Linked DNA regions of Homo sapiens: region 2 is linked to region 1. Evidence: chromatin contacts called from ENCODE Hi-C or POLR2A ChIA-PET data. All regions are on one chromosome and are shown on one strand. Each heading gives the region's core, a stretch centred on a gene start or an enhancer-like site at or near the end of the contact. The rest is flanking DNA. Distances are from core to core; before and after follow the strand shown. Region 1 holds the start of ADIPOR1 (adiponectin receptor 1). Region 2 holds the start of PPFIA4 (PPFI scaffold protein A4).

Evidence for each region. Hi-C counts contacts between places; a loop is a spot of excess contacts on that map. ChIA-PET counts read pairs that join two places held with the same protein, here RNA polymerase II (POLR2A). Pooled maps may share reads with other maps.
Region 2: a map of CD4-positive, alpha-beta T cell shows a loop between it and region 1 (12-fold over the local background). The contact joins the promoter of PPFIA4 here to the promoter of ADIPOR1 in region 1. A Hi-C loop is called at or near these places in 11 of 168 maps with a recorded cell type or tissue (B cell, CD4-positive, alpha-beta T cell, CD4-positive, alpha-beta memory T cell and 6 more), 11 of 37 single-sample maps with no recorded cell type and 20 of 50 pooled maps. POLR2A ChIA-PET finds 5 or more read pairs at or near these places in 4 of 52 experiments (CD4-positive, alpha-beta memory T cell, H1, K562 and 1 more).

The regions. Positions count from the first base shown.
Region 1 is chr1:202,956,612-202,961,440 of GRCh38, reverse strand. ADIPOR1 (adiponectin receptor 1) reads left to right here and starts at 3,129. Exons shown (of 8, transcript NM_015999.6): 1 at 3,129-3,256. RefSeq lists silencers at 2,551-2,600, 2,901-3,460.
Region 2 is chr1:203,023,992-203,028,813 of GRCh38, reverse strand. PPFIA4 (PPFI scaffold protein A4) reads right to left here and starts at 2,323. Exons shown (of 30, transcript NM_001304331.2): 1 at 2,185-2,323. It overlaps TMEM183A (transmembrane protein 183A), which reads right to left. Exons shown (of 8, transcript NM_138391.6): 8 at 3,966-4,822. RefSeq lists an enhancer at 1,876-2,397 and a silencer at 2,224-2,533.

The DNA.
Region 1 (4,829 bases), core at 1,880-4,379:
TTGTTGATGCCCAGATAGAGTTGGCCTCCCCCAGGCTCATCTGTCCTGAGTACCCTTCTCCTCTGCTATGTAGCATGACCCAATCTACTCCCTTTCCCAGGGTAGGACTAGGGCAGCCTCTCCAGATTCTTCTTTGTTACTCCCATTGCAACAAAACAATGTGGTGGGCTCAGAATGAAGGTCGACATTGCTTTTCTGCTTTTCAGCAACTGTCTATTGCTGTTTCTGGGGCTTCTGAGAGAAAGATTTGTGGGACCCTCAGAATTCACTCCTCCCCAGGGCAGAACCTTCAGTAAATTCTGTTGGTGGTGTTCCATCCAACATTTCTTGATCAGCTAATATGTGTATGGCACTGGGCTCTGTAACACAGTCTCAGCCACCTCACCTCCAGGAAGGAAAATCTTGCTTAGGAACGTTGGGCTCAGATAGTGAAGCAGGCTTGTAAAGAGAATTTCCTGCGTGGAAGATCACCATTCCTTGTCTTGCATGGGTTTTTGTCTCATCCACTCAACATACAAATGTTTATTAAGGATCTGGCATGTGCCAAGCACTATGCGAGGCCCTGAGGATAAAAGTGTGACCAACACTGGTCTTAGACCCCCAAAGAACTCACAGTCTAAGACAGACAAATGACATTTTTTTTTTTTTTTTTGAGACGGAGGCTCGCTCCGTCACCCAGGCTGGAGTACAGTGGCGCAATCTCGGCTCACTGCAAGCTCCGCCTCCTGGGTTCACACCATTCTCCTGCCTCAGCCTCCCGAGTAGCTGGGACTACAGGCGCCCGCCACCACGCCCGGCTAACTTTTTGTATTTTTAGTAGAGATGGGGTTTCACCGTGTTAGCCAGGATGGTCTCGATCTCCTGACCTCGTGATCCGCCCGCCTCAGCCTCCCAAAGTGCTGGGATTACAGGCGTGAGCCACTGCGCCCGGCCAACAAGTGACAAATAATTATAACAGTGTGACTAATACCATAGCAGAGGTACATACAAAGTGCAGCTGGGAAGAGGTTGAGAAAGATTCAGAAAGGGAGGAAGGGGGGAAAGAGAGGTAACATTTTTGACAGCCTGGGCAACATAGTGAGACCCTATCTCTACAAAAATAAAAAATTAACTGGGCATGGTGGCACGAATCTGTAGCCCAGCTACTTGGGAGGCTGAGTTGAGAGGATCCCGTGAAGCCCAGGAGTTCGAGGCTGCAGTGAGCTATGATCTTATGATCACACCACTGTACTCCAGCCTAGGTGACAGATTGAGAGCCTGTCCCTAAAAATACAAACAAAAATGGTTTTGAGTTAACAGCCATGTACCAAGTACTGTGCTAAGTACTCGATCTACATCACATAATTTAATCCTTATGATAATCATGTGAGCTGAAGATTAATAATTTACCAAAGGTCATACAGCTGGTCAGTGGCTGACAGAGCCTAAATGTGAATTTAGGATTGTCTGAGGCCAAAGTCAAACCTAGAAGTGGGCATTGTAAACTGCTGGCATCTTGCAGCAGACAATGAGAAGGGCAGTCCAACAGAAGGATCAGCATGTGCAACAGCCTGGAGGAATGAAAGAGAAGTTCACTTCAGAGAACTAGTTCACCAAGGCCCAACATGCCAGAGGGAAAATGGAGAATGATGAGGCCTTAGAAGTTAGAGCCAGCTCGCAAAGAGCCTCGAAACACTATGCTGAAGAAACCTGGACTCAATCCTGTGGACAGTGAAAAGTTTCTGAGGGTTTTATACAAATGGCAACACGGTAATAGCTAACATTTATAAAGCACTTACCATTGGCTAGGCCTCATAATAAGAGCCTGCATGAATTATCTCACTCAATCCTGACAAAGACCCAATGAAATAGTATTATTTTATTCCCACTTTTCAGATGAGGTAATTATCATTTGGAGGGGTTCAGTAATGTGCTCAAGATCATAGACTGGCCTGGGACAGAAGCTTGGCTCTATGTGACTCCAGAGCCCATGCTTTTAACTAGGACCAAGAGAATTAACCCCACGTCCCTGAAGCACCTATATCAGATTACAATGAGTCACTTTCTCTGCCTCTAGAATGGCACTAGTTGCACAGTGAGCTATGATATGATTGCACCACTGCATTCCAGCCTAGGTGACAGTAAGAACCTGTCCCTAAAAAAGAAAAATTAAAAATTTTTTTGAGTTAACAGCCATATTGAGGTACTGTGCCAAGTACTCTATCTACATCAGATAGTTTAATCCTTATGATAATCCTGTGAGTTAAAGGTTTGCTCACAAGAGGAAGATTGACATTGCTTTTCTGCTTTTCAGCAACTGTGTATTGCTGTATCTGGGGCTCCAGAGCATGGGGCTCTAGAGTCACATAGAGCCAAGCTTCTGTCCCTGGCCAGTCTGTGACCTTGAGCATATTAGTGAACCCCTCCAAATGATAGTTACCTCATCTGAAAAGTGGGAATAAAATAATACTATTTCATTCTTGGGAGAAATGAGAAAATGGCCAGACCCTGAAATCCCCTTCTGTGTTGTGTGGTTCAGACAAGGGCTGCACTACCCTATGTTGTCTCGCGATCTGCACTCTAGGTGCCTGTGGGAGCAGGAACTGGGGCACGGGTTCACCAGCAAGAGTAGTTAGAAACAATTCTGCTCTCTGATAAGAAAATAACAGGAGGCAGACTGAGGTCTAGCCCAGGGCCTGGCACATGGTAGGGGCTCAATAAATAGTTTGTGGAAGGGAAGGAAGGACCATGCGGTTGAAGAAGAGATTAAGAAGTGTTTCAGAGGTGAAACGACTAGCCTTGGGGACAGAGGAGATGAGATAAGGTGTATGGTAGAAAATTCAGCATTCCCTCCCGACGTTCTGTCTCATTCTCTGAAATTTCTTCTCCATCACGCACTTCAGGCTGCGATAACGAGGTGGAGTGTAGAATCCGACGAACGTCCTCTACCCCGGGGCGGGTGGAGGTTACCTGGCTGCGGCGGGGAGGTGGGCAGGCGGCAGGGAAGGCGGGGCAGCAGGGCGGGGCCCGGGGCGGGAGGTGTGGCCGGCGGGCGCGGGCCTGTGATTGGGACTCCGCGAGAGGGCCTAGGATTGGAGGGCCCAGGCAGAGCCCGCGAGGAGGTGACGCGGCTGCGGAGGTGACGCGGGAGGTCGCGCGCCCCTTCCGGCGCGGGGAGGGCGCTGAAGATCGGGGCCGCTCGGCCGCAGGCCGCCTCCAGCGCCGCGGGATGTAGCGCGGGGGACCGCGGCCCCCAGCAGAGCCCGCCTGCCCGGCTGTAAGTCTCCCAGGGGCTGCGCGGTGGGCAGGGACTCGGCGGGAGCGCGGGGACCCCGGGGGCCCCGACCCAGGCCTGCGGAGGAGACAGCTGTTGGGGGAACCCGCTCCGACTTGCCAGGGGGCTCGGGCCCCAGCCAAGGAGCCGCCTGGCCTCCAGGCATCCAGCCGGTCAGGTTGTAAACATTTCCGGCCCCTCCCACTGCGCGCCGCCTCCGAGGCGGCCTAGGTGCGGTGGGCGCTCGTCCCCGGCTGTCCCCCGACTCCCGGCAGTCCTGTGAGTGCTGCGCCTTTAGCCCCACGGGGTGGAGATGCATGGGTTCCCCAGATCGGGACCAGAGAGCCAGAGTTAAGCCTGGCCCCGAGGCCGCCGCGCGTGGGGAGGGAGGGCTGCGGGCCTAGGTCGCGAACCGCCTCTCAGCGGGGAACAGCCGCATTGGGTTGCCAGGAAGCCCTAAGGTTCCTCCACCAACAATCTTTGGCAGGTCAAGTCCTGACAGTGCCCTCACTTTGATGGGGTGGGAAGGGAGGTTGGTGATCGCTCTGCAGGGTTAAGGTAATCCTGAAGGCTGAAATGCGGGGCAGAATCGAAGGTACTTTGGGGGAAAATGAAATTTCATTACCTTAGGTATCTAGGATTGATGTATTCTATCTTCTGTTTGAGAATTTTGGTCTTCAAGCCTTCGATTTTTAAGAAAATAGATAAGTGTTTTTTTTCCCTCAGTTTCTGGTGCTCTTTGGGAGAATGGGAAACTGACAAGGCCAATTTCAGTTTACACCGTTTCAGATGTCAAAGGAGCGCTAGGAGGCCATGGTACTTTACTAGATTAACCATAGTACTTCCCTCAAGTGATTCAGAAGACGGGCTAGAAAATACAGCGGAGAATACATAGGCTGCCATCTACAAAACAAATGATTGTAATGGCTGGTTCTTTTCTGAAATGAAGTAATAGTGGGGTCGGTTCACTGCTTTTCTCTTTTCCTAGTAGTTGGGTAGGCTACGATGGTGCAACTTCGGTTCCTGAGGTTGTATACTATCTGTATACTGCCAGGAATTTAGGGTGGTGCTAAACAGATTGCAATGTCAGGGTACCGGCTTGCAGCTACTAAATGTATTTACTCCAGGAATAACTTTTATGTACCCATATTGTGATTTGCACTTGGGAAATCAGTCATAAAAACTGATGTTACCTGTGAAGGCCCATGTTATGGTAGACCTCCGCAAAACTATACCTAATTGTAGAGTAGAAACTGAAAGCTTTCTATTCTCAATGGTCAAGACTTTGCCTGCAGGTAGGAGAGAATCTCAGAAAAATAACAGGGAGCAACATTAATCCACTGATCCCCATTGCTGATTTATAAAGTACACCACCTTAAGTAGGCTTTTAGGCTATTTTCAGTTTTTTAAGTCTGGCCTCATTTTACCTTTCCAGGACTCTATGGAAAAATGAATTGTTTACTGCCCTGGGGACTGTGTTCTTTCATGGCATGTTCACACCATATACCCTCCTGGAATGCCCTGTTTCCATCTCTATCTATCAATCTCCTGTCATAAAATCTTCCACAAAACTTTT
Region 2 (4,822 bases), core at 1,074-3,573, 68 kb before region 1:
GTCCCTCCCTCTGACCCCACTCCCTCCCCTCCATTTCTCTCAATTCCCTACGTAGGACCCAGACTTTGAGGCAGCTTTCACTCCCTCAGTCCTCCCTGCTCCTCACCTCTCCTCCTCTCCAACACATGCACAAGCACACACACTCACACACGCGTGTGCACACACACACACACCCCATACCACTCAATTGCCACACCTTGTTTCTACAGCAACTCACCTATGGAGCCAACACAGTAGGGCCTAAAGCCCAGGGAAGAATGTCCTTGGCATTCGAAGGCCTCGGCTAGCTGCCCATATCTTAAAACCCCCTTAACACCCAGCTCCCCAGCCCTGCTGAGCCTTCATCCCCACCTCATCACCACCACAGCCTGACTACTCATTCTCTTGCCTAGCTCTAGCTCTGCCATCCTCAGAGGCTCTGTGAGGACCTATAAGCCATCCCTGACAACTCTTTCCAACTCTAAGATTTCAGCAATCAACTCAGAGATGAGACCCAGGAGCCTGGCTGCCTGCCATGCCCTGCCCCTCCAGCCCTCCTTTACAGCCCAGCAGCCAGACCTCATGCACCACACGGTTCTGACATCACGACATGCTCAGCAGCACAAACCCCAACTCCACTGGATGCGAATTCCCTTCTACACCCTCCTCCCCCACACTATTCCATCTTCCAGAGATGGCGTCTCCCACTACACAGAGTGTCTAGGACATTCTTGGCCCCCAATAACCATTTTGTCATTCATTATCTCCTTACTTTGAGATACCGTTTACCCCACGAAGCCTCCTCAAGCCTCAGGACAAAATCTGAGAAAATAACCAAGGGAAATCATTCAAGCTGCCCTTTTGCTTAGGCAGCTTCCCTGGGACTACCTGGCCAGTTAATAGTGGTAGGGGGTGTGTAGGTTGGAGTCTAATTCAGACAGCTGTTTGAAAGCACGTGGACACAGTTCTTTCTTTTTCTAATCCAACAGCAATGTAACAGAATGGGGATGGGCGGTGAGAAGGGTGTTAACAGAATACCTGCTATGTGTGCCTCCTATGTGTACCTTTCAGCTACTCCGTGGCTGTAAATTGCCTTCAGAAGACCTAGCACCGAGCATAGTATCTGGCAGATAGTAGGTGTCCAACAAATGTTTGCTGGATGTTGAGCAAAGTACTAGGTACCAGATCCAAGAACTCTGGAAAGGACTATGGGAAATCCCTGAAACCTGGCTCCTGGAGGGGACCCTTAAGCTCACACCAGGAGGGGATCTCCCTGCGAAGCAGCGCCTCCTTAACCACTTGCTCTCCACACAGAACGGCCCCAACTCTCCTGCTCCTCTGATGGAAACTACCAGCACACCTCTCCTCAAAGGTGACATCAGCTCCTAGTGGCACCTTGTCCTGGATCCCTCCTCCTTCTCGAAGAAAACCACCTACACCATGTCTCCAAGTCCTCCAGCCCGACCTCTCTCTTCCCACCCACCATCAAAACCTCAAAATCTGCGCTGGAAAACATCCCTACTGCGTGGACGTAAGTCAGCGCCCCACTCCCACCCTCCCAGTTCAGGCATCTCTATTCCAGCCCTCTTTTCCTGTTGCGCCCACCCCTGTCCCCACCCCCACCAGGCCTCGGGTTGGCCGCTCCTTCCACCCCACCGCCCTGGCACTGCGGAGATGGGGGCATCTCTGGCACAGACTGAGGCTGGCAGTTCGAGGAATGGAGAGCTAGCGACAGGAACAGGGGTGCTATGAGCAACTCGGGAAAGATTAAGACCCCCGCGAAGAGCGAAGACCTCAGCCCATCAGAATCGCGTCCCCAAAGGAGTGGGGTTGGCCCCGGAGCCGAGAGGCGCTTTTTCTGACTCTCCTGGAGGGGAAATGGGGGCGCAGTCTGCTCCGTTCCCACCGGGAGACTCGCCAACTCGGCCCCCTCCCCTGAAGCCGATGGAGCAGAGGGCGCACTCCACGCCCTCCCCGCAGATCAGGCATCGCCCCTATCCTCACCCCCAAGGGCACAGGGCACCGCAAAGGAGGGCGAGGGGCGGCAGGGTAAGCAGTACCGACGCCTGCCGGAGGTAGCACATACGGAGTCAAAAAGGGCTGTTTCCCGAGGTGCGATAGACGAGACCCCTCCCCAAACTGTCGAGGGGAGCTGGAGATGGGGAAAAGACGCATCCTACCCCAGTCCAGGCTCTGGGCGCTCACCTGCCTGCAAATGCCGAAGGCCAGGCGGCTAGGCTCGGAAGCAGCAGGGAGCCGCCCCCGACCCGTGCAGCCCGACACGTCCTAGAGCCGAGCCGGCGCCGAGGTAGCTGCAGCCTCCGCCGCCCAAGCGCGCGGCCGCGGGGCCCCGCCCCCTTCCTCCGCGGACAACCCCCCCCGGCTCCGCCCCCTAGGCGGGGCTGGGCTGCCGCGACCGAGGCCACGCCTCCCGCCCCCAAGCGCCTCGGGTCCGGGCACGTGACGAGAGCGCCGCTTTGAGGCCGCGCGCCATCTTGGTTCAGCCTAGGAGGTGGCGAAGTGCCAGAGTTTTATTCCGCAGAAGGGTCTCAGGGCCCAGGAGTGCTGCCCACATTCTGCCCCTCCCTCTGAACTCGCCCTTGTTCCTAGTCTAACAGCCCGTTCCCTAAATTGGCCTTAGTCTCGGCCTTGTAATTGTCAAGTTTGTCACCTTTCACGCTTGCTCTCCTGCCCGTTCCTTGCTTTTCCTTTGATCGCACCCATTTTTTAAGTGGGGAAACTTGATATCCGGATACTACATCTGTAGTATGCTCTTCAGTGAATTGTGTCGCTTGCCTTCAGGCACCTGGCTGTTCTAACACTGTTACTACAAAATGAAGGGTTTGTCTATTACATATACATAGTATGAAAACAAGTCTCAAATGCCAAAATTCCTGACTGACAAATTTTAGCTAAGCCTCTCCATTTTCCTGAATTGCTCCCTTACCCTGCCCCCTGTGGCTATTAATGCATCTTTTCCATCTGCTTTGTGAAGTTTCATCACAGTGCCTACTCAATCCTTTACCAATACCCAGTAAGCACCACTAAAAGTGTGAACAATTTTTATATACATGCAATGTGTTCATGTGTGTGTATTTATAGATATATACACAGCATGTTCTATATCAGCAGCAAATGCTATAGTTGAGATCAGTGACACATACAACCTTCTCTCATTTATCTTCCACCCAATATATTCACCATTTGGCATAATTTCCTTGCGTCTCTTTGAAGACAGGGAAATCTTGAGTAATTCTGATCTGAGGGGTGGGTAAGTGAAGCTAAATCTGTGACCCTTGAACAACAGGGCCTTCAACTGCACAGGGCCAGTTGCATGCAGATTTTCTTCCTTCCCCGCCACCCCTGAGACAGCAAGACTACCCCTCCTCTTCTTACTCGTCAGCCTGCTCAACATGATGACCCACTTAATGAACAGTAAATGTATTTTCTCTTCTTTGATTTTCTTAATAACATTTTCTTTTCTCGAGCTTATTATAATAAGGTATATACTACATATACAAAATGCACATTAATCAACTGTTTATGTTATCAATAAGGCTTCCAGTCAACAGTAGGCTATTAAGTTTTCGGGCAGTCAAAAGTCATAGCAGATTTTCAACTGTGTGAGGGTCTGTGTCCATAACTCTCACAGCGTTCAAGGATCAATTTATGTTGCTTGACAGAGCAAAATCACAGTATATAACCTGTAGTCCAGAAAGTTCTAATTCTTCTTCGGGTGGTCTGGGGTCCTCACCAAAAGGAAATCCCTGAGACACTTCACATCCTGTCACTAATAAAGCATGTATCATGCTAGAAACGGCAACTCAGCCAATGCAGAGGAAGGCTGAAGCCAAGATAACGACTGGTAACACATTTTACCAAATGTTTGTCAATATTATGCTGAGAGAGAGCTGAGGCAGTATCTAGTACTGTATCTGTCACCATACCATGGAATTTGACACAAAAAACTCAGAGCTGAGTCAGAATACAATTATTAAGCCAAATTTATTTCACCCCCTTTTTAAAGGTACTCCTAAGCGGGGAACAATGCACCAAGACACTCCTGCTCCATGGCATCTTTAGTTCAGGCAACCTGGCAGGGACTGTGCTTCTCCCCTCCTGCCTCAAAGAGGCAACTTTTAATTGTAGAGATCTGCAAAGTGCTCATTGTCCTTAGGTTGTCTGTTATCACTCAAATGCCCAAATTCTGTTTTTGACTGACCCAGGCTCACTCTGTGTGAACAGTTTTAATACCACCCTCAACGTGGGATAAGGTTAGCTGTTAGCAGCAAAATTAAGCAGATGCTTTCTAGGAATATTCCTAGGGAAGATGGTAAAAAAAAAAAAACAAAAATGTGAATTTAGCAGTTTGCCTCACAAGATTTTCACTTTTAAAGAATACTGTCTTAATGCCCACCTCCTGGCAATATCCAGGTAATATCCAGCTCACTGGTTAATTTTGGATGGTGGAGGGTGGGAGGAGAGACAAGCAGCAAGGTTTTCTCCTTAGCAAAACAGAAAAACGTGATTCTCTTCTCAGAGTACACCTGAACAATAGGAGTCATCTAAACAACAGGAGGACATAAGCATTTCTGCATGGACGGAAGACCAGGCTTCTGTAGGCACACAGGATGACAGCAGAAGCAGCACAGTACAGGGCAGAGCAAAGTCGCTAAGTGCTTATGGTTCAAGAGGCTGGTTTCAACATGCAATGCATTTTGTTAATGACGTTTTAGCCTAATAAATGCCCTTCTAACAGTTCAAGGAAAGGGTCACTATCCTTCCTGAAATAACTTTCTTGGTTTTACATTTTATTCAGAAATACATATTTAAAAGATCATTT